Linked DNA regions of Homo sapiens: region 1 is linked to region 2. The links are chromatin loops, found by intact Hi-C in ENCODE. Cell type or tissue: PC-3. All regions are shown on one strand. Each heading gives the region's core, and the rest is flanking DNA. Links, peaks and the distances in the headings are about the cores only.

What was found. Hi-C counts contacts between places; a loop is a spot of excess contacts. Peaks named below come from ENCODE experiments on the same cell type or tissue, not always from the same donor. Only the 100,000 strongest peaks of a DNase experiment are listed, where the experiment ranks them.
Region 1: it touches region 2 in a loop (5-fold over the local background); 10 of 110 quality-filtered maps call a loop at or near these places.

Annotation. Positions count from the first base shown.
Region 1 is chr9:96,867,603-96,883,649 of GRCh38, reverse strand. It overlaps a transcript of ZNF782 not described here and the pseudogene LOC100132781. Among named protein-coding and RNA genes, the nearest start is that of ZNF782, 21 kb to the right of the region's middle. RefSeq lists enhancers at 8,517-9,716, 10,072-10,141. In PC-3, for the core only: a CTCF peak has its summit at 7,911; DNase peaks (open chromatin) are centred at 7,679 and 8,399; H3K4me3 peaks cover 1,641 bases; H3K27ac peaks cover 1,502 bases.
Region 2 is chr9:97,101,378-97,117,424 of GRCh38, reverse strand. LOC107987104 (a long non-coding RNA gene) reads left to right here and starts at 16,014. Exons shown (of 4, transcript XR_007061681.1): 1 at 16,014-16,047. RefSeq lists an enhancer at 9,108-9,608. In PC-3, for the core only: a CTCF peak has its summit at 8,023 (motif pointing right); a DNase peak (open chromatin) is centred at 8,034; H3K27ac peaks cover 364 bases.

The DNA of each region.
Region 1 (16,047 bases), core at 3,137-11,136, 230 kb after region 2:
TGAAAGAGGTGTGAAAAGCCTTTCAAACTTCACAGAGCTCCCTTCTATTGGTTGTGTCTAGGGCTCAAAAATATGTCAACTTGGCTTTCTGAGATGTTCTGCCTTTATTCTCCTCCGTCCCTTTAGTCTAAACCTTCTCTCTCTGTCACCTTTGTTGTCCCTATCCTGCTTGATTTTCATTCCACTAGAAGCAGTCTCTCTTCAGTGTAGGTCCCTGCCCTAAAAGGGATCCCTGGCAGGTGATTTCAGAGGAGCTACACTGCTCCATCCCCTTCAGCTTATCTTACACAAGCCCCTTGAGCCCTACTGGTATTGGAGAAAACAAACCCCTCCTTTTAGAGCTGCTGTTCTGGAATCATCCCACCAATGCTTTCCTTGCTTCCTCCTACACAAGATGTCACTTGTAGTCAGGTGGCTTGTCTCCACACCCCATATTTTGGGATTCATGAAAACATCCTGTCACCATGTTTTTAAAAAATATATTGTCCTTGGTGTTTCGTGTTTAGTTTTGTTTCGATGTCTAGCTGCTTTGTCTTTCCTTTTTTTAATGTGGCAATGCAAAGAAACTAAACAACTTTACTGCAACTGTTGTCTTGCAGAATTCTGTCTTTTCATTCTTCATCTCCTATTGTCCATTCTTCTCATGACAGCCAGTGTGGTGTCTTCTCTGCATTGTTCCTTCATGAACAAGGTAACATCACTAGTTTTCATGGATTATCCAAATCAAAGAGAGAATTCTCGTTTTAAGTCACTGACACATTTAAACCACCCCTCCTACAAGTTCAGCAATGATAATTAAGGTGAAGAAAAACTTCAGCTAGTCTTTTGAGGCCACAGTGTCCAAGGACAAGATGTACTTTTTAAATTTGAAATTTCTATAATGGCATTGACATTTTACAATAAGACGTAACTAAAATATGTAAGCATGCAGTTAAAACAATCATGGAATGCTCTTGCTACATGACTGAGACCAAGAGATTGATTCTTTCCTACTGATGCTTTCAGGAATATTTTCAATTAGAGGCTTGATATTTCCATAGTTTACAGTGATTAGAGATTAAAATGTATAATACTATCACCTTTTTAAATAAAATGGGAGTACATTTATAATAAATTAATATAATCTCTGTAATTTGCTAATTTACAATGGAAAAGAGAATCAAAAGATAATTCAAAATACCTGATTAAAGGAAGCCTACTATTTTAAAAAAGAAATGCCTAATTTTTTATTGGTGCTCAAACTTAAAAGGAATTTATCATATGAAATATGCAAAAGGAAATAATGCGAAATGTACTGGCCAATGGCTGCTAATATGGCTTTATGGTGAATCATAGTAGACATGTATGCTCGACCTCCAAATAACTAAAGCTGCTTCTGTCCAATATCTCAGAAAGTCATTTTTATTTTAAAAATGCAGATCTAGTAACTTTTCTCATAACCTTTAACATCCCTTTTTCACAGAGACTGTCTTAATGAATTTAGGCCTTTTTTGGTGAACACATTCTTTAGTCACCTCAATCTATATAAATATTAAATAGTTAACTATTGAAAGCCTGAACACTTGTATTAAAAATATTATTTCCTAATATTATTTTTTAGATTTCTGATTATATGTTATTACAATGAGTATACACACACACACACACACACACACACACACTCATACTTCCAAAATAGTTCATTTTATACAATCCAAGCTCTTGTGTAAATTAACAAGGAAGGCTTAACATTTATGTGGAAATGCAGAAGACGTAAATAACCAAAACAACTTTATGAAATAAAACAAAGCTAGAGGATTTACATTTTATTTAAATAATTAATATAAAACTACAGTATTTACGATAGTGTGATATTGGCATAAGAATGGACATATAAATAAATGGAGGAGAATATGAAGTCCAGAAACAGAAAATGAACATTTATGGTCTGAACAACTGATTTTCTACAGAGGTGCCAAGATACCTCAGCAAGGGAAGGATAGTCTTTTCCATAAATAATGATGGAACAATTAGATATTTGTAGAGGAAAAAAAGTTCAAGCCTTACTACATGTTCCATATCATACACAAAAATTAACACAAAATGGATTATAGTCTTTAATTTTTTTCCATTGGTTTATGCAACTTTATTGAAGAAAAGTAAATCAATTACCAGCAGAGCTATTGGTTGATCACTCATCCATTCACAATTTGTATCATTTACAACATAATATCTATTGGATGCACCTAAAGCTGTGCTTATAAGAAATTTAGAACATTAAATGTTTATATTAGAAAAGGAAAAGTCTCAAATTAACAATGTAAGTTTCTACCACAAGACAGAAAAAGGGAAGCAAAATAAACTAAAAGCTAGAAGAAGAAAGGAAATGATAAAGATAAGAGGAATCAAGAAAATTGAAAACATAAAAACAAAAGAGGAAATCAACCCAAAAGTTGTGGGGGGTTTTGGAAGAGATAAATAAAATTGATAAACATCTAGCAAGATTGACAAAGATGAAGAGAAGATGTAAATTACCAACGTTAGGCAGAAAACAGGGGTTCTAACTATAGAACCTACAGACATTAAAAGCTTAATAAGTGAATAATATGAACAAGTCTATCCAAAATTCAATAACTTAAATGTTCTAATTGCTTGAAAAACACGAAGAAGACTCACCAACTATAAAATAGATAATTTAAGTAGTTTTATATTAAAGAAATGGAATTCATAGTTTAAAACATGCTGAAAAGGAAATCTCCAGGCATAGATGTCTTCCTTGGGTAATTATACCAAACTTTTAAAGATGAAATGACATCAGTTTTACATAAATTATTCCAGAAAACAAAAGTGGAGAGAACACTTCCCAGCTTATTTTACAAAGCCAACATTATGCTGATATCAAAGCCAAAGACAGTACAAAGAAGGAAAACTATAGACCAATTCTTCTTCTGAACATGGACACAAAGTTTACAACAAATATCAGTAAATCATAGCTATTAATACATAAAAAGAAAGATACACTACAACTAGGTGTGGTTTATTCAGCAAATGCAAGGCTGGTTCAATATTTGAAAATCAACCAATGTTATCTGCAATTTTGACAGACTAAAGAAAAAATAAAACACCACAGGATCATATCAGTTGATGCGGCAAAAGCATTTGACCAGATCAAACATCCATTTATAATAATAACTCTCAGAAAACTAGAGCTAGAAGAAAACTTTCTCAACCTAAAAAACGAGGAACCACAAATTAACTAAAGCTAGCATCACACTTGATGGCTAAAGTCTCAATGCTTTTCCCCTAAAATCAGGACCAAGGCAAGTGTGTCTGATCTCCCCACTGCTATTCAACATAGTACTGGGAATCCTGGCCATTACAATAATGTAAGAAAAGAAAAGCTATACAAATTGGAAAGAAAAAATAAATCTATCCTTATTTGCAGATTGCATGGTTGTCTAGATAGAAAATCCCAAGGAATCTAAAAAAAAAAAATCTTAAAACTAATAAGTGGGTTTAGCAGGATCACAAAATGCAAAGCCAACACATAAATATCAACCATATTACGTATTAGCCAAAAACAATTGGAAACTGAAATAAAAAACATAATGTTATTTACAGTTGCTCCAAAAAAGCTCCCCACTACTATTCAACATAGTACTGGGAATCCTGGCCATTACAGTAATGTAAGAAAAGAAAAGGCATACAAATTGGAAAGGAAAAAATAAGTCTATCCTTATTTACAGATTGCATGTTTGTCTACACAGAAAATCCCAAGGAATCTACAAAAAACAAAAAAAAATCCTAAAACGAATAAGTGAGTTAAGCAAGATCACAGAATGCAAAGTCAACACATAAATATCAACCATACTACATATTAGCTAAAAACAGTTGGAAACTGAAATTAAACATAAGCTTATTACAATTGCTCCAAAAGAGCGAAACAAATCTAACAATGTTCCTCTTTTTAAGGCCATAGCTCTTGTTGGGATGGTCTTTTTTGCCAGGCTCTGGTAACATTTCCTTCCCCTCACATCAACCCTGGCGGTGATAATGACTTCACTGTCACTAGTCACAGGGCGTCTCACCAACTCTGCCCAGGCTTTGTAAAAGTCCCTTTTATTAGATGCCTTTAAGTGTCCCATTGTTTCTTTTTTTGTTTGTTTTTGAGACGGAGTCTTGCTCTGTCGCCCAGGCTGGAGTGCAGTGGCGCGATCTGGGCTCACCGCAAGCTCTGCCTTCTGGGTTCACGCCATTCTCCTGCCTCAGCCTCCCGAGTAGCTGGGACTACAGGCGCCCGCCACCAGGCACGGCTAATTTTTTGTTGTTGTTGTTTTTGTTTTTTTAGTGGAGACAGGGTTTCACCGTGTTAGCCAGGATGGTCTCGATCTCTTGACCTCGTGATCTGCCCGCCTAAGCCTCCCAAAGTGCTGGGATTATAGGCGTGAGCCACTGCGCCCGGCCTAAGTATCCCATTGTTTCTTAACAATTGACTATGCCAAAGTGAGGATTTTTATCTCTTTTATTCCTTGTTATTATGCCAGCATCTACAATGATGCCTGTCACACAGCAGGTTTTCAATAAGTGTCTGTTGAATGAATATATGTTTGGACCACTTTCTTTCCATTAAAACATGAATAGTAATTCTTTAAGCATTGTGTTTTTCTTTTTTTAAAAGAAATTTATGGTGCACCATTTGATGTTTAACCTTAAGCATTTCTATAAATCGGTTACCAAAAATGCTTGCTATCTGGTGTTGGAGTGGATGTGAGGAAACAGCATAAACTGATACAAGCCTCTTTGAGGACTCCCTGTTAGCATCTGTTACATGTTCATTTGTACACATTTTAACTGCACAATTCTATCATTTTGGCTCTTGTGCAAAGAAATAATCTCACAAATATCAAAAGATGCATGAACAATGCTATTTGCCACATATTATTTATAATAGTGAAAACTGGAAACAAACATCCATCACAAAGAATTGATTAAATAAACATGATATTCCCTACAATGTAGTTAAGGAACAGAAAGATTTCCTTCTCTATAGCCTGATCAGATAACTCGATTAGGAGACAATTTTACATGTTAAAAGAAAATTGTAAAGAAGTTGTAACCATGTTTTTAAAAATGCATTGTTTGCTGTAGCCTAAAGTGCAGAGTTAGGCATCAGTGGACAATTGGTCGTACTTGGGAGGTGGGCTGGATATTAGGAGGGGGAGCTACATTATAGCTTTATGCACTGCTATAATCAAATTTGCAGTGTCTAAATTTTTTAAAGAAACGTTTAAATGTATTTACTTTAAATAATAAGCAAGGGAGTCCGGACGCGGTGGCTCACGCCTGTAATCCCAGCACTTTGGGAGGCCAAGACAGGCGGATCACCTGAGGTCAGGAGTTGGAGACCAGACTGGCCAACATGGTGAAACCCTGTCTCTACTAAAAATACAAACAATTAGCCGGGCGTGGTGGCGCGCGCCTGTAATCCTAGCCACTGGGGAGGCTAAGGCAGGAGAATCTCTTGAACCCGGGAAGCAGAGGTTGCAGTGAGCTGAGATCGCAGCATTGCACTCCAGCTTGGGCAACAAGAGCGAAACTAGGCTTAACAGCCTTTTTCAGTACAGAACTTAAGGAGAATAAAATAACAAGTTAACAAGTTGCCAAGTTGCCAAGCTTACTACAAAGCGAACAAATATGGTTGGGTTGACTGTTTATTATACTGTTACCTTTAGTCTTTACGAGTTCAAGGATTTTTATATGGAAGACTGTATTTAATAAAACAGAAGCAGGGTATTTGAGTATTAATAAGCCAATTAAGTTGTTTATAGAAAATATATTTTTTTGTCCTTCCCCCCAAAAAGCACACATGATACCGAGTAAGCTTCATTTTTGCACAGACGGAAAATTCCGTCTGATGAAGAGGCACATCCACCGGGAACGACCCCAGGCAGGGAGACCAGTTTCTTTCCCGCTGTCCCGGGACTTTGCCGGGAAATTGCTTCAAGACCGCGGACCGCAAGGAACGGACCCCGCCCGAACCCCAGCCCACGGGGCCCCCAGATCTCGCGGAGCGAAGCCTGAGGACGCGCTCGGACGCGGGCCTATGGGGAAGCCCCCAGTCTTGGCGGAGCCAGGCGGGAGACGCGCGGAGGAAGCGGCGCGGCAGGGCGCTCGCTGCAGCCCCCTCTGCCAGGTACCCCCAGGAGGCTGGAGCCACGCGGGTCCGGGGGCGGCTTCGCCCCGCTAAGCACCCCGAAGCCGGGCTCCTGGGTGCCCCGCCAAGATTCAGAGGTCAGGGCCTCTACGTCTGGGCGCGTCCCCTGTCCCTGCGCAGCGGCATCTGGGGGTGTTCCTTCGCCCGCGGCCCCCAGGAAAGTTGCTGGGAAGCAAAGCTTCACGGGTGTGTTCACGGGGATCGCACTGACTTTGTGACCAACCCTTGGGTGAATAGGTGCCACTATTTAAATTTATCATCTCACGGAAGAAATTATTGATGTTACGGAATAATATTGAGCAGATACATGCTCAATATGTATAATTTAGTAAAAAGATGTTCCTATGATATTATGACCGTATTTCCCTGGTTTGGTTAAAAAAATCAACAGGTGCTCATGTAAAGTTTAAGTAGGGACATCTCTGGGAGATCCATGATTTGCCTGATAGCCATTTTTTTTTCTTTTTTCTTTTCTTCTTCTTCTTTTTTTTTTTTTTTTTTTTTTTTTTTTTTGAGTCGGAGTTCCGAGTTCAAGCAATTCTCCTGCCTCAGCCTCCGGAGTAGCTGGGACTGCAGGCGCCCGCCACCACACCCCGCTAATTTTTTGTATTTTAGTAGAGACGTGGTTTCACCGTGTTGCACAGGCTGGTCGCGAACTTCTGAACTCAGGCAATCCGCCCGCCTCGGCCTCCCAAAGTGTTGGGATTACAGGCGTGAGCCACAGCGCCCGGCCATAGCCATTTTTTTCTTATTTTGCGTTGTGCGTATTTTTTGGTTTTTGTTTCTTTTGTTCCCCTTTCCTGAAACCCTGTTGGTCAGGGTCACAGGTACTATTCTTTTATAGTAATGCTGTGCTCCGTGTGCAAGTATTTCATTCACATTTCACAGCCTTATTCCCAAGACATATTTGTATGTACCTTAACGTCTAGGGGCTGCTTTGAGTTGAAAAGGCAAACTGATGGAGGGAGGATCCTTGTTTTTCTTTCTTTCTTCCTTTGTATTGAAAAATGTTTAAGCACACAGAAACGTAGGAAACGGTAAAATGAGCATCTATCTATAGCCATGCATGTCCTTGATTTAAGAAAAGTTAACCTTTTGCCATATTCGCTTTGTTAGTTTTTGCTGAAAAATTGTAAAGTGAATTAACTATCCTTTCAATGTTAAATGCTTCCCTGTGCATGTCTTTATAAAAACTAGTATTTTCCAATATAACTCCACTTAACAGTTAAGAATAACGGCAATGTTCTTTAATATTTATAATTGCCAGTACACATTCACATTTCCCAAATTGTTTCCAACGTGTTTGGCAGCTGTTTTTTCCAATCGGGATTTGATGGAGGACCACGCACCGTATTCGGCAGCAAAGTTCAAATTTAACCCATAACCTCTAGGGGCTCTGGCAGAACCTGGCCAGGCGAGGCAGTCAGGAACATCTTCCAATCATCCAATAGAGAAAACGCTGCGAAGTAAGTCGTGGCGTGGAGGTTTCTGGGAAACGTAGTCTTAAATCCGAATGGCTCGCGCGCCACACTCTAGGAAAGGGTCTTCTGGATGACGTCTGCGCATGTGCAAGCTTAGCTCGCTGCTTCACGCCTAGCTAAGGCTGAGAGGTGGTCCCGGGGCCCTTGGGTGTCGCGGGCGGGGAAGGTGCTCACCTGAAGTGGGACGCGGGGAAACCAGGTCTCCCCACAGCCTGTCAACTTCTAGTGAGAATGGGGCTTGTGATTCAGAGGGTGAGAACGGGAAGCCCGGGGGGACCCCAGGATCGACCCCCTCACGCTAGAGGTCCCGGGGACGCAGGTGGAGCTGCGCCCCCTTTAGGAACAGGTGTTCAGTGCGAACCTTGGGGAAAGCGCATGCCCGCGGCGGCAGAGGAGAGCCCGTTTATAAACGTTGACCAAAGTGCCAGAACTCGTGGGCGCTGTGTCTGTGGCAAGACCCCGAGCTGTGGAGACCGAAAGAGCTGCATAAATTCCAGCTTTATTACCTGTAAGCGGGGGGCGAGGGCGGGAACCGGGTAAGAGGTTTCTCGCCTGAAAATGAGGGTGTTAATGCCTGCTTCATGGCGTTGTTTTGAAACTTAGGTAAATCATACACTTGGCTGTAAAGCAAACAGCCAAGTGCAGTTACTAAACCCTGAGTAAGTGACAGCTGCTATTGTATTTAGAAGACACTTTGTTCTTTTCATTGGATGACTCACCTAAACCTCACAAGTACTCTATGAGGCCGGCATAACCGTCTGCATTAAAAATAACAACCGAGGTTCAGGTTGGAGGAACAGTGCGCCCACGTCACAAGCTAGCAGTGAGGAAATTTAGGTTCAAGGGCAGGTGTGATTTATTTCCGGTCTCAGGTGCTGTCGAATATCACACCTGCCTAAAACCAGCCCTGCGGTCTTTACAGCACTGAGCAAAGTGACATGACCCAAAATACACAGGGAAATAATGGGAAGTGAATGTGGGTAGAACCTTACCTTGTGTCAGATATATTTTAGGCTTTCTGGTAGTGTCTGGTCAGATCCGTTGGGTCACACGAAGGCGCCTAGCCACTCTGGCACTACCAAGCTGTCTATGTTTTCAGTCCAATGTATTGAATTCCAGAGGGCCAGGTTTGTGTCCCTAAAATTTGTTTCCCAGGCCCTGGTCCCAGCTCCCAAGAAATAATTTCACTGTAGAGCAAAGCAGCTCTTGTGAATTAGGAAGCAGGGGGCCACTGGGAACAGGAATCTTTCCTAGAAAGAGAACACCCCTCTGACCTTACCACTCTCCAGAGCTTCCCAGCAGAGGCAGAAAAGCCCAGACAGGACGGAGCATAGCCAGAAACAGTGCTTGATCCACCCGCCAGAATGAGCTGGATCTGGTGATGTCATTATCTCCAGAAACCACTAGAGTCTGTGACAGTGGAATGCCTGGACCAGCTTTGAGAAGACCAAGGGGAGACAGGAGGCCACTTCAAAGGAGAGCTTGTGGGGAGGTCTAGGGGTAAGAGGTAAGCAGGCAGAGGGTGGAAATCCTGTTTCCTCCATCTCTAAACAACTCCCACTCTTGAAAGACACTGCACTGCTCTCACACCTGTCCATAACCACGTGACACTAGTCACGCTAGTCTTGATATCTTAACCTCACAGAATTCCACCGTGATGGTTCACGAAAGGTGTTTATGGTCATCTACTTGTGACTCATTTGAAACCATTAAGAGATTGGACCTCAGAGTGTCCATGAATTATCCAGACCCACTTAGTTTGTGTCAGATCCACGAGTCAAACACAGTGCCATTTAGTCCGTCACAGGTCCAGGTCATCCATGTTTTAGTAGCTTGTTCTTTTGTATTGATGGGTAGTGATCTATTGTCTTTTCCTTGTAATGAAGAGGTAAAAGTTTTAGTTCACACAATACCAGAGTTAAAAATTTCACTGGTGTCTGTATTACAAAAGTGGAAATAACCCTAAAAATGAAAGTAAATTTGAGCTTTGGTAGTCAGATAATCTTTTTCATAGTCTTGTGTTAGACAACAAATCTTTCCCAGATATCAAACTCTAAGAAAACTGCCATAGTTACCACCCTACTAGAAACTTAGTTTCCATACCCCAAACATTTGTCAGAGAACCTGCCCACTTTCAGTCACGTTTATATTCTTATTCTAAATTGACCCAATTTTCCATGTATCAAAATGACTGTATTGCCTTCTAGAATTCAAGCCAAAGGGGAGAGCAATGTTAGTGGTCCTTATTCTACTGACTTACTCTTTTGTGTGTGTGTGTGAGACAAGGTCTCGCTCTGTCACCCAGGGTGGAGCGCAGGCATGCTCACTGCTCACTGCAACGTCTGCCTCCCAGGCTCAAGCGACTTTCATGAATCAGCCTCCCAAGGAGCTAGGAACATCGGCAGATGCCACCAAGCTTGGCTAATTTTTGTATTTTTAGTAGAGATGGGGTTTTGCTACCTTGGCCAGGCTGGTGTTGAACTGCTGGACTCAAGTAATCTGCCCACCTCACCCTCCCAAAGTGCTGGCATTACAGGCATGAGCCACCACACCTGGCCCTGACTTACTCTTGAAGTCATGGATTTATGTCCAGTGCCCCTCTCCCAAACTAGTTTTTTAAACCTTTGACCACTCATGTATGTCAGGATCTCTACTTAGTTATTGCATATTACATGGTGCAAAGCATCTTATAAACAGGGATTCATGATAGACTTTTTCTTCTAAATCAGATCACTGATTCTAGTCTGCAGTTTATCAAGATGAGGTGATGAGTTATTTAAAGATTTTACCTTAGGTACTAAAGAATTAAAGTAGATGAAAATATACCAATATTATTAGGATTTAGTGAGAATCACTGAAGCTAAGTGGCTAGACTCTTAGTTCTAAAAAAAAAAAACTAACAGTGATTTGATATATTTTTAACTAAAAGGTAAGCTTGAAAGCAGTGTGCTAAAGTCAAATTATGTGGTCTGAGCCACCCTCTGTACAACAACTTTAATTCTACTTTCTGTACTTCCACTTTTTTTCTGTGTAACTGTTTGAAAACCTCAAACACCCTTGTTCTAATTCTACACTATTCCTGGGAATCCTTTCTCTTTGGTGTATTGACCTAATTTTATATTCTAACATGCTTTTTCCTCTCAGACACAATAACCAACTATTCAAAGATGCCATCTAATACGCTATGCCACTAAGTATTGTGGCCAGAGAGTGATTTTAAGTGTAATAAATTATCTTAAAATTGAAAAGAGCTTAAGCCAGAAAAAACAAATATTATGTCTTACATAGAGGCATGGATTAAACCAATTTGTGAATAGTCCAGGCAACTTATAAAAATGCTTTAAGACATATCAAGACTGACTTGAATCATTTAAGTTACGCAGAGATGTAACACTATGTGAATAGAAGAGTTAAAAACATACTAGTCACAATTTTTTTTTTTTTTGAGACAGAGTCTCACTCTGTCGCCCAGGCTGGAGTGCAGTGGCGCGATCTTGGCTCACTGCAACCTCCGCCCCTCAGGTTCAAGCAATTCTCCTGCCTCAGCCTCCAAAGTAGCTGGGATTACAGGTGTGTGCCACCACACCCAGCTAATTTCTGTATTTTTAGTAGAGATGAGGTTTCACCACGTTGACCAGGCTGGTCTTGAACTCCCGACCTTCTGAACTACCTGCCTTGGCCTCCCAAAGTGCTAGGATTACAGGTGTGAGCCACTGTGCTCGGCCCACTAGTCACATTTTAATTAAAAGTTTATTAGGTTTTCTTTTAATGTAAACATGAGAAATAAAAACCACATAAATTGTAGCATTTACCTTTTGAAAATAAAACTGCAGTCAATACTTCAATCTCTAAGCTCTGCACTCCATAAATGATAATTTTTTTAGGAGGTAAGGTTCCTAAGGTTTATGGACATAAAATATGATACCTGCCTCCAGGTTAACATGCGGGATAATAAAATGTATTAGATCATCTACTACTATTAAGGTCCAGTTCCTTCAAATTTGTTACATGTGCATTAAAACTGATCCTATTCTGTATCACATCTAGAGAAAATAATTTTGGGTGATCAATGCAGATGAAAGCCCTGCAAAGAACTACTTCAAAAGAGAAAAGGGCACTTTATAAAAATACAACAATTCCAAAAGGCTTAGTGTAATTTTAAGCTTTGATACTTGTAGAAGTATCAATGCTACAAATATTTACAAAGCATCACTGAAAGGTTTGTTATATTTCTTTTACCTTTATTTAGTTTTGCCATTTTTTAGAGTGACAGGGTCTCAGTATGTTGCCAAGGCTGGAGTGCAATGGCTATTTCCAGGCACAATCACAGCGCACTGCAGCCTCCAATGCTAGGCCTCAAGTGATCCTGCCATTTAAGCCTTATGAGTAGCTGGGACTACAGGCATGCCTAGCTCCTGAATATTAACCTTTAATTTTTTGTTTCAGTCCTTCTTGACGATAGCAGATATTGATGAGACAAAAAGTTAAATGCTTAATATTCAAATTCTGCAAAATGAAGCCAGAGGTGGTGGTACACACCTATAGTCCCAGCTGCTTGGTAGGCTGACATGGGAGGATTGCTTGAGGCCAGGATTTCCAGGCTGTGGTATGCTATGACTGTGCCTCTGAATAATCATTGCACTGTACATTGGGTAACATACTGAGACAACATCTATTTAAAAAAAAAAAGAAGAAATACAATTAAAATTTCAAATTATATTTTGTAAAGGTTTATAGCCTGCATATGTATGCTTCAGTGCTCTGGAGGGCACAAGCATACTATGTTAAAGCTAAAAACTGTCCTGAAACTTTCAGGACACCTCATGTTTTATCATTTTTTATTACCACTGGATCACCATGTTGCTTGGCACTATGAAAACATCTTTTAATACCTTTATTTAAAAAATAAGAAAATTTATCAGCAAATGAGAACCATTATAGTTCACAAGAAATACACCACAGACCCTAATAAAAGTAGATAATCAATAACCAATATTTTCTCTTTTTATGACCCCAAACATGCTAACTGCTAATAAGAAGTGCTTACAGAGGATATGAATGGCAAATGTTATCCAGAAGCTTTTGCTTAAAATGATTGCCAGTAACTAGTAGCTTCGATTCTAAGAGTAGGAAGGAAGAGCCCCTTCAGTACCTGACAATGCTGCATCTGCTCCTAGTGGCTTTATGAGTTGTTAAGAGTCCTATGTTTTAATGGTAATATGATGCTAAATGCATATGCAGCAATATTGGGGGAAAGAAAAATATAAAAGAAACAGAAAAGTTATCTTTAAAATCTAAAAATTTAAACCATTGTTTTAAACCCTTACATAGTTCACTGCTATCAGCTCACATAGGAGCCTTCACTTTGGAGTGGTTTTTATAACTCTCTTTACATTAAAAGGGACAGAAGAGTGTAAGAGTGTGTTGTTGCATTGACAAGGTCCCATTCTTTTCTATGAAGTGCAATCCTAGTTGTCCTTGAGTTAACTTGAATTGTAGGTGTTTCTTCTTTTGAAAGTACTTTTCTAGTTCTTCAGCAGGAAAGGTGATATTTTCCTGTCTTTTTTGATGAGGGGTTCAGATGTTATATAACCCCTCACTTCTTCCTTCAGGAGAGGATGGCCTTAAGGCACTGAAGATCAATTAAATCATCAGAACTCAAAGACCTTTTCCTTTTGTTGGCAGTACCATAGAAGTCTTTGTCTTCCAACCTTGAAACAACCTAAGAAAGACAATCAAATAGAAAAGAGGTACAATTTCAAAAAGGATTCCAACCTGTAACAATCACCATTGATGATAAGCCACACATGCAGACTCCCTTAGATAGTTCAGTAACAGCTATTTTGGCTGAGGTTTACAATGCCAAGTTCTGTCAACTCTCTAAGGTAGTCTCCTTTAAGGGCTATAATTAGATTGCTGGAGCAAAGGGGGAACTTGTTTTATTAAGTTATTTAAAAATTGGGCTCCTAAAGATGTCACAGTATTGTGACAGTCTTCTAACAGCAGTATCATCTGTTACCTGTGCACTTGTTCCTTAAACATAATGAATGCACACTTTTGCAAAAGTTAGTTTATGAATGTATTCAAATTCTACCCAATCTGTAGTAGTTATTATATACTCAAAGCAAATTTTAATGAAGCAGGTATGTGCTGGACTGCATTGGAATGTCAAATAAGTCTAATGACTAAAGCATCAAAAGGTGTTACTTCACTTGGACATTAATTATGGTAGAAAATGTATTATTTCAAAATACTTCCCAGCTACTACCGAAAATGCCTATTTTAAATGTTCATCCATGTCAGTTGTGAGTAATTTTGCTGTGTACTCACCGAAAGTCACAAACCATAAATATTACTTTGCCCCATAAAAGTTATCATTTCCGGTAGAATCCCATGTACTTCCTGCATCCAGTACTTGAGACACACATACCTTATACAGTCTAAGTGCAGGTCTCTTGGCTTAGGCACTAATGCTTTGTCTAACAAACTCATGGGACTCACTGCACTGTGGTATATTACAGTAGAAAATGATATAAATTTGCAAACTAAATGATAACAAATAGTAAAGAATGTTAAGTGCATTATATATGTAGATATTAGGAATACAACTGCAAGAAATCACTTATGTATGATTATTTGAAAGGGTAGCAGTTCAAAAGGAAAACCATTAAGGATGAATTAAACTTGATTAAAATATTCTGAATTATGGTTACAGAAGAGATGATATCTATAACTTTTAAATAATGTGAATCTTTGTATAAACCATAAACTACATGCCAAAAAGGTTAATAAGCTCTTCAGTATGTTAATTTTGAAGCTTTTCATTTTTCTAATCACTTCTTAATATGATCTAGTTGCAGATGTTGGCATTGGTGTTTGACTGAAAGCCCACTTAGTACCTTCATAGCCTTACCTTCAGTTCCCATGCTCTTTCTATGTCAAGAAGACAAAATGGCAAATATAGGCTACTGTCGTGTGCCAAGGCGCAAAGGTCAAAGTAGCATTTGGTATAAACACTGCCAGGAACATCGACATCATTATTAATGAAGTGGGAGAACTGGTTTCCCAACTCAAGCCTGGGGAAGGAGAAACACAACAAAACCAACACAGGACAATGTTAGTCAACTGGGCTATCTTCAAAAACATTATTCTCATGTAAGAAATGTGGTAAAGCCGTCATATGCTCTAGTTTATTAGAACACATAAAAGAACTCACACTGTACAGAACCCTATCGATGAAAGAAACACAAGAAAGCATTCAACTTTCCCAGTTCTCTTTGAAAACTTAGAAAAACTTGTATTGGAAAAAATAATGAATGTAAAAAACGTGTTAATGAACTTGATTTTCCCACATCTTTTCAAAGGCATAGTTGAATTTTAATACGTAGAAAAACTACATAATCTTAAGAAACATAGTCAAGCCTTCAGCTTTTTCATTTCTTTGAAAACATGAAAGGATTCAAGGGAGAAAACCCTTATAAATACAAACATGTGGTAGGGTCGTCAGTTGTTCCAGTTCCACATGAAGACAAGAACTCGTTTCTGAAATAAAACCTATGAATGTATAGAATGCAGAAATGCCTTCATTTACGTGATATTTGCTCCAAGACCTATGATAACACACATTGTAGACTGGCCTTATAAATATAAGAAAGCACACTGGATTGGAACTCCAGTAGACTACAAAATACAGGAAAGTTTTCAGTTTTAATGATTTCTTCAAAATTTATGTGAAAACTCCCCCTACAGGGAAATCCTATCAGTATTCCTAAATTGGAAAGCCTGATGCAAATTGATTATTGTATAATCTTCAAAAATGCACATAAGTAAATCTTATACTACTTATGAATATTTTGTGTTTCTCAGCGATTCTTTGAGAGAGTCTCTCTACTTATTTCCACTTCTTTTGCAAGAAAACATCGAGGTTAGAATTTTGTAGATACTCTCTAAACAATACTATATGAGTTTAATAGGCAGTGTTTTTTTGTTAAGTCAGTTAATAAAATTTTTCTCCATTTATTTAAAAATATCACAGTGAGCTACTAGAATGGCTCTAAATTCTGCTTTGAAACAAATGAAGGCTATGCAGTTGGATTCCTACACTAATGTCCAAACAGGACACAGCTGCTTGCAGTCCATTCTGCATCCAGCACCCCAAGTTTGGGACAAGCAGAAAGGTGACAGCCTCTAATGCACCCATGCTGATGATATAGGGCTCATTCTTCAGAGTTCCCTTAGTGCAGCTGCACAACTCAGACTCCATGCTCACTCACAGAGCACCACAATAGTGATCAGATGAGAGAAACGGTGGATGCCATTTACTAGTCGTCACTATTACAGGGCAGTAAAACTCTTTAAACTTAGGAAAGCGGA
Region 2 (16,047 bases), core at 3,899-11,898:
ATAAGTTTTGAACTCATTTGGGAGTTATTTTTAATAGATACAAAGTCTCAGCTTTGCAAGATGAAAAGAGTTGTGAGGATGGATAGTGGTAATGGTAACAGAGCAATATAAATGTCTAATACCACTGAACTGCATTCTTTAGTGTATTTTACTGCAATTTTTAAAAACTAAACAACATGACCCTCATACAAAAATGTACCACCTCACTTTCTCAGTAAAATTATTTTAGCAAAGTTCCAGTGGTAACAGAAATCAAAATCTTAAAAATACGTATATTCTTTGAGTCAGTAATTCCATTTCTAGATATGTATTCTAGAAAATCTGGCAAGGGAATAATATTGTAAATACACACATTTGGCGTGGTTTTTTTCAAACAATGACAAGTGGAAAACCACCTCAATATTTCAGAATAGGGGATTGGTTAAATATCACTCTGATTATCACCACACAATTAGCTATTTACAATTATGATCTAGATGGAGAACTGTAACATGAAATTTTGTTCCAATATTTTGTTTTGTTGAAAAAAGCAGATCACAAAACTGTGTGTGTGTGTAATGCTTTTCAAGTAATTAATCTAGAGAATTATCTGACAAGCATCCAGAGATCATGTTAAAACTTTACGCAGATGAAGCTTGGGGAACCTGTCTAACATTTTATTCGCATAAAAAACATCTCTGAGTGCTCATTCTGGGCCAGGCCTTTTATGTATACAGCTCATTTAGTCCTCACAGCAGCCCTTCATGGTGGACACTTTCATTATTTTTTTTTCCTTTTTATACTGTGCTAAAATATACATAACATAAAATTTGTCATTTTTACCATTTTTAATTGTGCAATTCGGTGACATTAATTACAGTAACAATGCTGTGCTACCAACATCACTGTCCTGATCCAAACTGAAATTCTGTATCCATTAAACAACTGCCAGTTCCTCCTTCCTCAGCCCCTAGTAACCTCTATCTCCTTTTACTCATGAATTTACTAATTCTAGCTCCTTCACAGAATGGAATCATGCAGTATTTGTCTTTTTGTGTTGGGCTTATTTCATGTAGCATATAATGCTTTCAGTTTCACCAATATTGTGGCAAATGTCAGAACTCTTTCCCGTCTCATTGTTGAATAATATTCCATCCTATGTGATGCCACATCTTCTTTATCCATTCATTTGCTTGTGGACACTTGGGTGGTTTCCATCTTTTAGCTATTGTAAGTAATGCTGCAATGAACATTGGCATGTAAGTATCTGCTTTAGTACCTGCTTTCAGTTCATCGTATATATACCTAGAAGTGGAGTTGCTGATAATTCTATATTATAATATCATAGAATAATTCTATGTTTGATAGCTATGACAAGTCTATGTTTAACTTTTTAAGGAAACACCAAACTGTTTTCCACAATGGCTGTCTCATTTTAGTGTCTCCCAGCAGCAATGCCCAACGGTTCTAATTTCTCCACATCCTCATTGACACTTGCCATTTTCTGTTTTTTTCATAGTAGTCATCCTAATGGTTGTGAAGTGCTATCTCATTGTGGGTTTGAATTGCATTTTCCTAAGTATGGAGGATGTTGAGTACCTTTGCATGTGCTCATTGGCCTTTTGTTTATCTTCTCTGAAGAAATAGTTTTACTCATTTTTTAATTGAGTTTTTTGGTTGTTGATGAGTTACAGGAGTTCTTGATCTATTCTGGATATTAATCCCTTATCAGATTTATGATTTGCAAGACTTTTCTCCAATTCCGTGAGTTCCCTTTTCACTCTGTTGAGTGTGTCCCTTGATGCACATAGTTTTGTGCTTTTTGTTTGCACATAGTTCTTTTGTTGTGTGTCCTCTTAGTGTTTAGTGGAGGTTCATACCCTCTTATTTTTTCTGCATTTGTGGTTTTTGAAAAATTTTATACAAAAAGTATTTTAAAAAATAGTCAAAATGATTGTGATTGTATCCAGCCTCTATCATTTTACATTCCATGTGATTTTAAGGAATAGTCTTAAGCACCCTGAGTTTCATTTCCTTCACCCTTAAAGGGGATTATATCTACTTCATTGGGTGTATGAGAACTGATATCCTATTATGTATAAAATGCTGAAAACAATTCCCAGCACTGAACAAAATTTGCAAACTAATATATCATTGTCATCAACAATAACAAAAAATAATAGCAACATAGTATACTATTATAGCTCATTGCACCATGTTCCTATTTTGTGTGTTGTCTATTATTTTCATCAAAATAGAATTATCAAGTTATTTTAAGTCATTATTTATGCTTCTGATTATTTCTTGGAATATTAAAAAACAATTTGGGGGATTGTCTTAGTCCATTTCTACTGCCAAAACAAAATACCACAGACCGGGCAATTTATAAACAATAGAAATTGATTTCTCATGGTTCTAAAGACTGGGACGTCCAAGATCAAGGTACCAGCAGGATTGATGTCTGGTGAGGGCTGCTCTCTGCTTCCAAGATGGTGCCTTGTTGCTGCATCCTCCAGAGGAGTATAACACTGTGTCCTCACATGGTGGAAGGGATGGAATGGGACAAACTCACTCTTTCAAATCTTTTTATAAAGGCCCTAAACCCATCCATGAGGGCTCCACCCTCGTGACTTAATCACCTCCTGAAGGCCCAACTGCTTAATTCTATCACATTGGCAATTACATTTTAGTACTTGAATTTGGGGGATCGGTGGGTATAAAACAGTTTAAGAATACTGAAGCCTGTAGCCAAGTTGCACTCCACAAGTGAATCACCAATAGTAAAAGAAAAAAGTATAATTATATTGCTATATTTTTACAACAGCAGATTTGTAAATTAAAATGTTACCTCACCAATTTGATGGCATAAAGTATTACAAAATGTTCTCATTTCAACATGAAGTTGCAAGTAATTTCATATATTCCTCATTTTTTCTTCTGTGCATTCTGTCTTTAGCCATTGATTTATGAATGGTCCATGTAATAATTTAACCTTGTATTTCTCATATATTTTTAAATATTTTTCTAGTTTGTCTATTCTTTTTAATTATGCTGTGCTATGCATGAAGAATTTCTAATTATTTTAATTTAATCCATTTAATTTTTCTTTTTTTTTTTTTAATTTGAGAGAGTCTTATTCCGCTTCCCAGACTGGAGTTCAGTGGCACGATCTCAGCTCACAGCAAACTCTGCCTCCCAGTCAAGTGATTCTCCTGCCTCAACCTCCAGAGTAGCTGGGATTACAGATGTGCACCACCACGCCTGGTTAATTTTTGTATATTTAGTGGAGACGAGGTTTCACCATGTTGGTCAGGCTGGTCTCTAACTCCTGGCCTCAAGTGATCCGCCGGACTCAGCCTCCCAAAGTGCTGGGATTATAGGCGTGAGCCACTACGCCTGGCCTCTTTCTTTTCTTTTTTGATTTGCTTAAGAATTCCTAAGACCTCTCAAAAAACATGAAATTTCTATTATAACATAATTAATTGTCCAGCTGTTAAGAACTTATTTTGTTTGTATGTAAAAATTGTCAAACAACTTTATAGCCTCCAAATAATTACCTGGTTTCCACAACACCATTCAGTAAATTATTCTAAATTTTCCACCAAATTTATAGCATCAAATTATCAGGTACTTTATTTTTATTTATAATATAATTATTTTCTTTTCTCTGTGTTCTATTTCTTTTAGTTATCAGGTTATTTCTATACTCATAACTTAATTATTTATCTTTTTTTATTACTACATGAAATGCATTGCATATACAAAAGTTCATGAATGAACTTTTCTTTTCATGATGAACTTTTCCAGTGTAACTTATTGATTATACTTTCCTATTTATTACTCCAAATTAATTTCAGAATATCTTTTTTTTATAACATATTAGCTCCTTGAATACAATTCTATCAATAAATTGAATTTGTAACATTTGGCAGCTTTTCAATACTTAATCTTTTTTCCATCACCCTCATATATTTTTCTAGGATTTTAAAGTTTTCTTTATGTCATTTCCTAAGTTCATGGGTTCTTTTATCCGGTTTATTTGTACTTCTCTGTGTTTCTAAAACATCATAGTTGCATTGCTATTTGGGTAGAATCCTTCCTCTGAATATTCCCTAATCATTAGCATGAACACTTTTTGCCTACTTCTTTGTTCCTAAGTTATGGGAGTGCCTGTTGTGCTTTGACCTTTGAAGGAGCATTTTATTTATTTTTATTTTATTTTTTATTGTTTTTTATTTTTTTGAGACGGAGTCTTGCTCTATTGTCCAGGCTGGAGTTCAGTGGCTCAATCTCGGCTCATTGCAGCCTCCACCTTCCAGGTTCAAGCGATTCTCCTGCCTTAACCTCCCGACTAGCTGGGATTACAGGCACGTGCCACCACGCTTGGCTAATTTTTGCATTCTTAGTAGAGACGGGGTTTCACCATGTTGGCCAGGCTGGTCTCAAACTCCTGGCGTCAAGTGATCCACCTGCCTCGGCCTCCCAAAGTGCTAGGATTACAGACATGAGCCACCATGCCCGGCCTGAAGGTGCATTTTAAATGTCAGTGAAGGTCGCTGAATTGGGGAGAATGAAAACACACAGAGGCTTGGGATTAAAGCGGGCATGATGGGGAAGCAGAGGGGCTTTCTCCTAGTGTGTTTCTCTTCCCTGTGGGGAGTGATGAAAACAAGAGAGACATGAGGGGTGGAAACTGGAAGACTCTTCACTGCTAGGTTTGCCACAAACGGCTGCAGAAACTTTCCTCATCATCCATAAATTTCAGTTTTTTCATTTGTAAATGTTAATGCTGGGAACAGATCATCTCTTAGGTTCCATTTAGAGCCCACAGAGCCCAATGGTGAAGGGCCTGGTCCCAGGAGGCATGCTGAGCAGAGGCTGATCCTTTGCTGAGCAGAGGCTGATACTGTGCCTTTCGGGTTACTCCAGGCAGGTCAGTGGGAAAACTTCAGTTCATTGACAGGGCCTTAATTGTTGGGACCTTGTCAGACACCCCTTTGCAGACAGTGTCACTGAGACTGCGGCTGCGATGATAATCACAGCTGGCGTGGGAAGGTCTTTTCCAGGATCCTTCCCTATATCTGGGGACCTTCTCTGTCATTGCCCTCTAGGACCCTGCTCTCAAAGGCTCCGTGTGTGTGGGGAGGCGGCTGCAGAACAGCAGAGTCCCCTTTGGTAAGAGCCTCACCTTTCCAAGTCTCTGTGCGTGAGGAATGCACAAAACAGGGACGTGTTCCAGTAAGTTATAACGGTGTATTAGGTTACTGTTACTTTGTGGTTGTTGAGGATCTTGATGGTATATTAGCTAACATTGTCTTAGCCAGACACGCTCTTTGGCATTTTATGTATAGTACTGTATCAATTCTCACACATCTATTACGGTAGCTGTAATTATAGTCCCCCTCTTAAAGATAAAGAAAATAAAATTCTGATTCAGAATATTGCTTGAAGTCCACAGTGGGTAAGTAACAGAGCCTGGTTATAATCCCAGTGAATTTGAGTAGTTTTAAATAAACACCTTATTATGGAAGTTTTTTTCTGGCATCCATGGTTTCTGATGTCACAGGAATTGTCCTCATATAGGAAATAGAGCATTTCTCTCTGGTTTTTTCGAGTTTTCGGAAATCTGGTCATGGTGTATCTGGACATGGATTCATTTGAACATGACCTCTTAGTGGTTATCTTATCTCCTTGAATTTATGTATTTCACCATGTTTGTGACTTTTTTGCCACTATTTGTTCAAAAATATTTTCAGTCCTGTACTTTTTTTTTTTTTTTTTGAGATGGAGTTTTCCTCTGTCGCCCAGGTTGGAGTGCAGTGGCATGATCTCGGCTCACTGCAACCTCCGCCTCCTGGGATCAAGCAATTCTCCTGCCTCAGCCTCCCAAGTAAGCTGGGATTACAGGCATCTGCCACCATGCCCGGCTAATTTTTGTATTTTAGTAGAGACCGGGTTTCACCCTGTTGGCCAGGCTGGTCTCAAACTCCTGACCTCAAGCAATCCACCTGCCTCGGCCTCCCAAAGTGCTGGGATTACAGGCATGAGCCACCACGCCCGGCAGGTACTCCAATCATTTGAAAGTTAGACCTTTTGTTATTTTCCCACAGGTCTCTGAGGCTATATTCACTTTTCTCCATTGTGTTTTGTCTCCTCTATTCTAACAGGACAATTTCTGTTAAACTTGTCTTCAAGATCCCTGATCTTTCCTCTGTCATCTCCATTCTCTTGAGTCTGTCCAGTTCAATTTATTTCTATTTTTTTCACTTCTAAAATTTTCGTTTAGTTCTTGCTAGTATCTTTCATTTCTTTGCCATGAATTCATATTTTTCACTTGTTCCAAGTATGCCTGTAATTGCTTGTTGGAGCACTGTTGTGATAGCTACTTTAAAATCCTCATCACATAATACCAACATCTGTCTCATCTCAATGTTGGTGCCTGAAGATTGTATTTTCTTGTGCAAGTTTATTGTTCTATAGTCCTTGGTATAATGAATAACTTTGGACTGTATCCTGAATGTGCTGAGTATTATTATACATCATGAGACTGGACACTCTTCACACCTGTTATTTCAACAGAGTCCTTAGACAGAGAGTCCTCAGACAACAACAACAGAGAGTGCTTAGGTTCATAATACAGCTCAGTGCACTTTTTGGGCTGTGGTTCAGCTCTCTCTTGATCTTTAAATGCTTTGCGGTGATGCTCAGGCTTTCCCCGCTTGCCTGCTTCCCAGAGCCTCATCTCACACCTGTGTGAGTTCAGACCAGTGCTAAATTCTCACACATTCTGCTGTGTTGTTTCTGGTCCCTTTCAGGCACAGACTGCTCAGATTTCTGCCCAGAAATTCACACACACATCGTGGAATTGTCCTCAGTTTTCAGGAGTCAGCTCAAATATTACCCACTCAGAGAGGTTTTCCCTGGGCCCTTGTCTAAAGTTGATTCTTCTAGTCCTTTCCATTGCTTCATATAATATTTTCATATTTATCCCAACTTTATTCTATGTTTCCTTACTTGCTACTAGTCTATCTTTTCACTCCCGCCTAATAAAATATTAACTACGTAGAGATAGGGATTTTTTAAACTAATTATTCAGGACCTAACACAATGCTCGACAAATATGCTCATATTTCAAGAAATTTGTACAATATCTGCACTACAGTAACTGCTCTGTATACATTACCTTGTTCAGCACAGTTTTTCTGATGCTAAGTATACAATTTTAAATTTTCATTTTAACTTTCTTTTCTCAGAAGAAAATTTATTCATATTAACTAAATATTTAAAAATCACTCTTGATGGATATATAATATTCTATTACAACTAATATTCTACTGATATAACGAGTAAGCCCTTGAACCCTGGATTTATTGAGCAAATATTTAGTAGGCTTTAAATCTAGCTGGGACTATTGTAGGTAATTAAAGACACATACAAGACTCCTTTCTTTGCTGGGTGCACTGGCTCATGCTGCAATCCCAGCACTTTGGGAGGCCGAGGCAGGTGGATCACTTGAGGTCAGGAGTTCGAGACCAGCCTAGCTAACATGGAGAAACCCCATCTCTACTAAAAATACAAAAAAATTAGCTGGGTGTGGTGGTGAGCACTTATAATCCCAGCTACTGTGGAGGCTGAGGCAGGAGAATCACTTGAACCCAGGAAGAGGAGGTTGCAGTGAGCAAAGATCGTGCCACTGCACTCTAGCCTGGGCAACAGAGGGAAACTCTATCTCAAAAAAAAAAGAAAGAAAAGACTCCTCTCTTCAAATAGCTTACATTCTAGTTGAGGGAAGGAGTTAATAAGTAAACAAATTAATAAATAGATTAACAAGATAATCCAGTGCATAACAATTGATGTGGGAAATTAGAGTAAGTATATGGAGAGTGACTAGGGAGGTGGATTATTGGGTACTTGAGACAAAGATGAGTTTCCAGAGAGAAAAACCAGACGTGTCAGAAGTCCAGGAAAGGACCTTTCAGAAACTAGTCTCTGAGCAGCACATCTTCTTTTGTTCAAGAAAGGGTAGGAAGCACAGTGTCGCTAGAGGGCAGGAGCAGAACAGAGGAAGGAGAGGGGTGGTGCCACCGGGCTTTGTTGTGGTCAAGGAATCTCTTGTATTCTAATTGAAATTGGAAGCCCTTGGTGACATTTGATGCATGTCACTGTACTTCATTTTTATTGCTGTGTAGTTTTCTGTTGTATGAATATCCCAATATGTATATACCTGTTCTAGATTTGATAGGCATTTGGTAATTCTGGGGTTTGGGCTATTGTGAATAACTCTACTATGAACATTATTGTTCATGACTCTTGGACATAAGTACCCACTTCCTTCCAGTGTATGCCTAAGAGTGATTTGCTAGGTCATAAGATGTACACGTATGTGTGTATATTTGTGTGTGTGTTTATCTTTAGTAGGAACTGCCAAAATATTTTATAAGTCACTCAAACAATTTATCCTTTTACCAACAAGGTAAGAAGTTCCAGTTGATCCAAATTCTTGCCAAACTCAGTACTTTAGGCCTTTTAAATTTTAGACATGATGGTAGGTGTATAGTGGCATTATTGTTTCATTTACATTTATCAGGTGACTAATGATGTTGAGGACTTTTTTATATGATTAGCATGCATGCAGATATCCTCTTTTGTGAAATAGATTTTCAAGTATTTTGTCTATTTTTATTTGGGTATCTGTCTTTTTAAGTTGATTTCTAGGAGTTCTCTATATATTTTGGATATTAGTATCATCGAATATATGTATTACACATATCTTCTCTCAGTTTCTGGATTCCTTTTACAAAAGATAATTATAGTAAAATCTGCATACTGTGAAAAGCAAGTTTGTAATGTACACTCCAGTGTGTTTTGATAAATGTTTATATCCATTCAAAATATAGAAAAGTTCCGTTACTACAGAAATTTCCTTTGTGTCCCTGTCAGTCACCATGCAAAAAATCATACCGCTGTTGCGATTTCTATGACCATGTATTTGTTTGGCTGTTCTTGAACTTTATATATAAATGAAGTCATACACAGTATGTACTTGAGTATGTCTGGCTTATTTTATTCTGCATAGTATTTCTGGTAGTCAGTCATGCTATTGCATGTATCACAATGTGGTTTTTTTTTTTTTTTTGGTCACCTCCATGTAAACTAAATGTATTCTTTTATTGGTGAGTAGGATTCCATTGTAGGAATATGCCACAGTCACTTTATTCATTATCCCTTGATGAATTTATGGTTTATTTCCAGTTTTGCTTATTACTAAGAGCAACTATAAATATTCTAGTACAAGAATTTTTACGATTATTTTTTCATTTTGCTGTGAGGAATTACCTAAAGTGGAATTGCTCTATTATGAATTAAGTGTGTGTTAAAGAAACTGTGAAAAGTTTTCTAAGTGGCCGTGTGACCCTCCTCCAGGCAGGACTTTAGAGTTCCAGTTGTTCCACGTCATCTCCAGCGTGCTCAGGCCTTCATCTCAGCCTTTCTCATGGGTGTGTGGTACTTTCTCATTGCACTGCGGACTTTGACTGCATTTTTTGCTGTTTGACTCCTGACAGTCTCACCCTTCCCTCTTCCCCCTATGCCCCACATGTGGGCAGACAAGAAATGCTGCTACTCCTTTCCTTTGGTGCCCATGGAAAGGAGATTCAGCCCACGCAAGTCCTTGCCCTCATGTGAGGCCTCTCACCCCAGACCACCCCTAACCACAATAAAATCCCAGAGCAGTCTCTTTTTCTTGCTCTTTCAAGTCATTTTGGATCTGCTCGAGAGTCCTGCCCTGGGCTTCCCAGAGAATTCAATTATGTCAGCAGTGAACCTTTTCGTATCTCTTGGTGTGTGTGGCATCGTCAGTCTCAACATCTGGGCCAAGTTTTGAGTGGAGGTCCCTCCTGCTTTTTTGGGGTGACCATGGCACTCACTGTGGTTTAATATGTTTCTCTGATGATTGGTACCATTGGGCACTTTTCCATACACTTGCATTCCTGTGTGAGGGTCTGTTCAAGCCATTTTCCCACTTATTTGGTTTGCCTGTCTTTTCTAAATTTAAAAATATTTGTTAATTCAGTCAAAATGACAATAAATCACATTTATAAAAATTACCTTTTTTAATGAAAAAAACTATATTTCCCAAAACAGAAATTGCATTGACAAGTTGTGTTGTTTTACATTCTTACACATCTCCTAAATGTCTGTTTCAATGGAAAATAGCTGACTTCTCATATCTACTTCTGCATTCATTATTTTTATTATTAATATTTGAGACAGAGTGTCACCCTTCACCCAGGCTGGAGTGCAGTGGTGCCACCTTGGTTCACTGCAACCTCTGCCTCCCGGGTTCAAGTGATTCTCGTGCCTCAGCCTCCCAAGTAGCTGGGATTACAGGCATGGGCCACTATGCCCAGCTAAGTCTTTATATTTTAGTAGAGATGGGGTTTCACCATGTTGGCCAGGCTGGTCTCAAACTCCTGGCCTCAAAGTGATCTACCCACTTCAGCCTCCCAAAGTGCTGGGATTATAGGCATGAGCCACTGCGCCTGGCCTATTATGTTTTGACATGTGGTTTTGATTGAAGTATATGAAGAAAATCTCACTTCACGTAGACCTTTAGTGGGAAAATGGAGTTTAATAGACTTTCCTGAGGATTTTCCTCTTGGATGTCAGACCAAACTCAACAAGTGATAGTTTTTGAAAGTTAGCTGCAATGTGGAGTCTGAAATCTTGTCAGTGAACTTTTTGTACACTTTTACATTAATATCCATTGATTATCTTGCACTTTGGCTCTATTTTCCTTGACATATTTGAAAATATTTTATGACTGAACTATGCAGAATTTTCAAATATTGACATTTCATACACTATCCATAAATCACATTCATTCATTTCACCACAGATCTCCTTAGAAACGTTAAGTCATCAGAACTTCTGAAGCTCACCTTCTGAATACTTAATGATTCCAAAGTTTTCCAAAGTTCTAATTTTTGCTTGAAAACATGAATTCTGTTAGTGGCAACAGTGATGGACTTGCATCCTTCATTTTCAAGACAGCTTCTGCTAACTATTCTAATCTGAAAAATCAGTTTGTCCACCCATCATTCTTTCAAACCAAATGCTGTTCCATGCAGCTGGTCCTGCCCAGACTCCCGAGCGCTGTGCCTTGAGGCAACCATCATGCTACAATACGCAGCAGCGAAGCTTTGTGGACTCCATGCATTTCATCACTCAGAATACTAAAGAGGCATTTTTTATAGGGGCAGGATGAAGAAGACTAATAAAAGTAACTATCTTTAGTGCCTCGTTTTCAGGACATTCTTTTTTTTTGAGATGGAGTCTCGCTGTGTCACCCAGGCTGGAGTGCAGTGGTGCGATCTTGGCTCACTGCAACCTCTGCCTCCTGGGTTCAAGCAATTTTCTGCTTCAGCCTCCCCAGCAGCTGGGATTACAGGTGTCTGCCACCATGCCCGGCTAATTTTTGTATTTTTAATAGAGATGGGATTTCACCATCTTGTCCAGGCTGGTCTTGAACTCCTGACCTCGTGATCCACCCGCCTCAGCCTCCCAAAGTGCTGAGATTACAGGCGTGAGCCACCGTGCCTGGCCGTCCAGGACATTCTTAAGAGAAATTGCCTTTTTTTCTTTTAATCCCCAGTGTGTGGCAGGGAAGAATGCTACCACTACTAATTTGGTGCTGGTGCCCCTGCCTTGATCTGTGCCCTGGTGCCAGCCATTTTCTGTCATGCCTTTTGCACCCAGAGTGCAAATATAAACAAAGTTGTTCCAGAACAACCATGATATTCAATAAAGTTATTTAACTCTGAATATTTATCACTACTTACATTTGTTGCTGAGCATTCACATTAAAAAAAATCCTTTGAAGAGTAGTGGGTGCTGATACAAGTCCAGCCAGGTCTGTAGATTTGCTCATTTGTTCGGTGAAAGTCAAATTCTATAAACAAGATACCAGCTCAAACCATATGTTTGCAGTTGAATCTTTAACTTGATGAGTCAGAGTAACATCAGAAGTGGCACTGCCCTGATTTTTCCTGATGTTTCACCCAGTGGGCATTCAGCAGTGTCAGCTACTCAAGAGAAATTGTCCACGTTAAATATGTGCAATTCCTTGTGTGTCAATTGTAACTCAATGATGCTATGAAAAATAAATTTTAAAAAGAGTTTTTTACTGTTTCTGCTTCTGTGTGGGCTTCTCCAGCCAAAGCACTATGATAATTTACCCTGTAAGAGATTTCAGTGAGTTTCATTTCAAGTTAGAAAAGCTGGAACAATTTTTCACTTTTGAAGAGCTCATAGTACATACATTTAAAATATTCCATTTTTTTTCTTTAAACACTGAATGATTAGTCTCAAATGTTACCTGACTTTTTTAAGTGATAATTTATTTTTTGATTCTTGATACAAGTTATTTAACAAATACCAGGCCGGGCACAGTGGCTCATGCCTGTAATCCCAGCACTTTGGGAGACTGAGGTGGGTGGATCACCTGAGGTCGGGAGTTCAAGACCAGCCTGACCAATATGGAGAAACCCTGTCTCTACTAAAAATACAAAAAAAATTAGCCAGGTGTGGTGGTGTATGCCTGTAATCCCAGCTACTCGGGAGGCTGAGGCAGGAGAATCCCTTGAACCCAGGAGGCAGAGGTTGTGGTGAGCCGAGATCGTGCCATTGCACTCCAGCCTGGGCAACAAGAGCAAAACTCCGTCTCAAAAAAAAAAAAAAAAAAAAAAAAAAAATATATATATATATATATATATACATATATATATATATATATATCTCAGTATTGCAGCTACAGTGTATTCTTTATCTCTGTTACTTGCATTTTTATTTTCTTCCTTTAAAATTTATTTTATTTTATTTTTTTAGAGATGAGGTCTTTCTATGTTGCCAAGCTGGTCTTGAACTCCTGGGGTCAAGTAATCTTCCCACTTTGGCCTCCCAAAGTGCCGAGATTACAGATGTGAGCCACCATACCTGGCCCATTTTTATTTTCTTCATGGTGCTTTTGCCTTTAGATGAAGAGAAGATTTTTAAATTTTCATAAAGTCCTATTTATAATTTTTGAGGAGTTAGTGCTCTTTTAATGTTATAAAGCTATTTCCCTTCTACCTTTTAGAAGTGCTTAAATTATGTTGGGCCTAAAGCTACCTCTTTTTGTATTTTAAATTTGAATCAAAAGGTCTCTCCATACATAGTGAACTGGAACAGATTGTAACCTACTCTTGTGCCAAAGGCTGCCAGCTGTTCAAACCATGTTCAAATAAGGCACATGCCAAACTGTAACCAGTCCAATTCTGTATCTCTCTTTTGCTTTCTGTAGGTCACTTTCTTTATTCTGTCCATAAATCCTCCCCCACCGTGCAGCAGCAAGGGAGTCGGTTCAGGGGCTGCCTGATTTGCAAATCGTTCTTTGCACAGTTAAACTCTGCTCAAATTAATTTGCCTGAAGTTTTTCTTCTAACAAAGCTTAAAAGACATATGTTTTATGCTTAGGTCTCTAATCAATCTCTAATTTTAAGTATGGTATGAAGCAGTAGTTCAGGTCCATTTCTTTCTGTATGTTTATTCAGTTTCCCCAGAAAAATTATTGATAAGAATCTTATTTCCCTCATTAAATTGCATTATTACTTTTGACAAAAAACAGCCAACTACGTATGTGTGAGTCTGTGGATTCTCTCTTCTGTTTCATTTTTCCCTTTGTCGGCTTTGCGTGAGCAGACAACTATCACACTGTTGGGATTACTGAAGCTATCCTAAGTTTTTGAATCTTTATATAAATGTTAGGACCAATGTTTTAATTTGTACAAAAATGCATGTTGGGATTTTGATGAGAGATTACATTGACTCTATAGATCTACCTTGTGCAAATTGAAATTTTAACGATATCCAGTACCTGATCTTTGTAAGTAGTGTATCCTTCCATTGATTGGTGGTTGTTGTTGTTGTTGTTGTTGTTGTTGTTGTTGTTGTTGTTTGAGACTGAGTTTCACTCTTGTCCCCCAGACTAGGGTGCAATGGCATGATCTTGGCTTACTGCAACCTTCGCCTCCCAGTTCACGTGATTCTCCTGCCTCAGCCTCCAGAGTAGCTGGGATTACAGGCGCCCGCCACCACGCCCATTTTTGTATTTTTAGTAGAGACGGGGTTTCACCATGTTGGCCAGACTGGTCTCGAACTCCTGACCTCATGATCCACCTGCCTCAGCCTCCCAAATTGCTGGGATTACAGGCGTGAGCCACCGCACCCAGCCATTTTGTTGTCTTTATCTGAGAAATGTTTTGTAGTTTTCAGTTCAGTGTATGTGTTTTGCATGTTATTTGTTAAATTTATTCCAAAGTGTTTTATACTTTCGATGCTATTTATTTCATTTTGCAAATGGGTGTTGCTCTTTAATAAAACACAATTGATTTTATATGCAGAACTTTTATACTCCAAACTTGTTTAATTCATTCACTAGTTCGTGTAGATTTTTGTAGATTTCTTTGTTTTTCATATACACAGTCAAGCTATCTGCAAATGAAGATGGTCTTCTTACTTTCCAAACTATCTTAGTATTTTGTTTCATCTTTTTTCCTCGTTGCACTGGCTAGGAGCTCCAATACAATGTGGAATAGAAGTATTGGGAATAGAAATCCTCCTCCTGTTCCCAATTTTAGGAAGGACATATACAATAATTCATTATTAATTATAATATTAGCTGCACTGGGTTTCTTTGCAGACTTTTAAAAATCATATTGGGGAAATTTATTTGCTTGAAATTTTATTGTCATTAGTGGGTATTGAATCTCATCAAATGTTTCTTTGTACAACAGTTCAGATGATCATATGCTTTTTCTCCTTTATTCTATAAATGTGATTAATTCTTTGGACTTATTTTTAAATACTAAAGCAACATTGCATTCCTGGGATAAATCCCCCTTGGTCATGATATACCTTTATATATCTTTTACCTTTTGCATATGTTTATGCCTTTGATGGTGATGATGGTTTCTGGATGTATACTTACCCAAACTCATCAGGATGTATATGTTAAATATATACTGCTTTTTATATGTCAATTATGCCTCAATAAAGTGGCTTAAATTTTTTTTCTTTTTTTTTTTTTTTTGAGATGGAGTATCGCCCTGTTGCCAGGTTGGAGTGCAATGGCACGATCTCAGCGTACTGCAACCTCTGCCTCCCAGGTTCAAGCGATTCTCCTGCCTCAGCCTTCTGAGTAGCTGGGACAACAAGCACGTACCACCACACCCAGCTAATTTTTGTATTTTTAGTAGAGATGGGGTTTCACCATGTTGGCCAGGATGGTCTTGATTTCTTGACCTTGTGATCTACCTGCCTTGGCCTCCCAAAGTGCTGGGATTACAGGCATGAGCCACCATGCCCAGCCAAATTTTTTTAATTAAAAAAAACCCACATGAAATATCTTATGTGAGCACAACAGTATTATAATAAATTAGAACTCATTATATTATACCTTTTATATATTTCTATATTTATTTTCTCTATACTTATACCTTTTATATGTCTCTATATTTAGAGATTATACCTTTTACATATCTATTTATTTATTTATTTATTTTATTATTATTTTTTTTTTTTGAGACAGAGTCTCTCACTGTCGCCCAGGCTGGTGTGCGGTGGCACGATCTCAGCTCACTGCAACCTCCGCCTCCCAGGTTCAAGCCATTCTCCTGCCTCAGCCTCCCAAGTAACTGGGACTACAGGCACGCATCACCATGCCCAGCTAATTTTTGTACTTTTAGTAGAGACGGAGTTTCACAATGTTGGCCAAGATGGTCTCGATCTCTTGACCTCGTGATCTGCCCGCCTCAGCCTCCCAAAGTGCTGGGATTACAGGCGTGAGCCACCGCCGCCCGGCCCTTCTATATTTATTTTAAACATTTTATATATCTCTATATTTATTTTCATATATTTTATTATATATGATATCTCTACATTTTCATATATTTTATTATATATGATATCTCTATATTTATTTCCATATATTTTATTAAACATTTTTGCATCTCTTGTTCTTGAAGAATATTG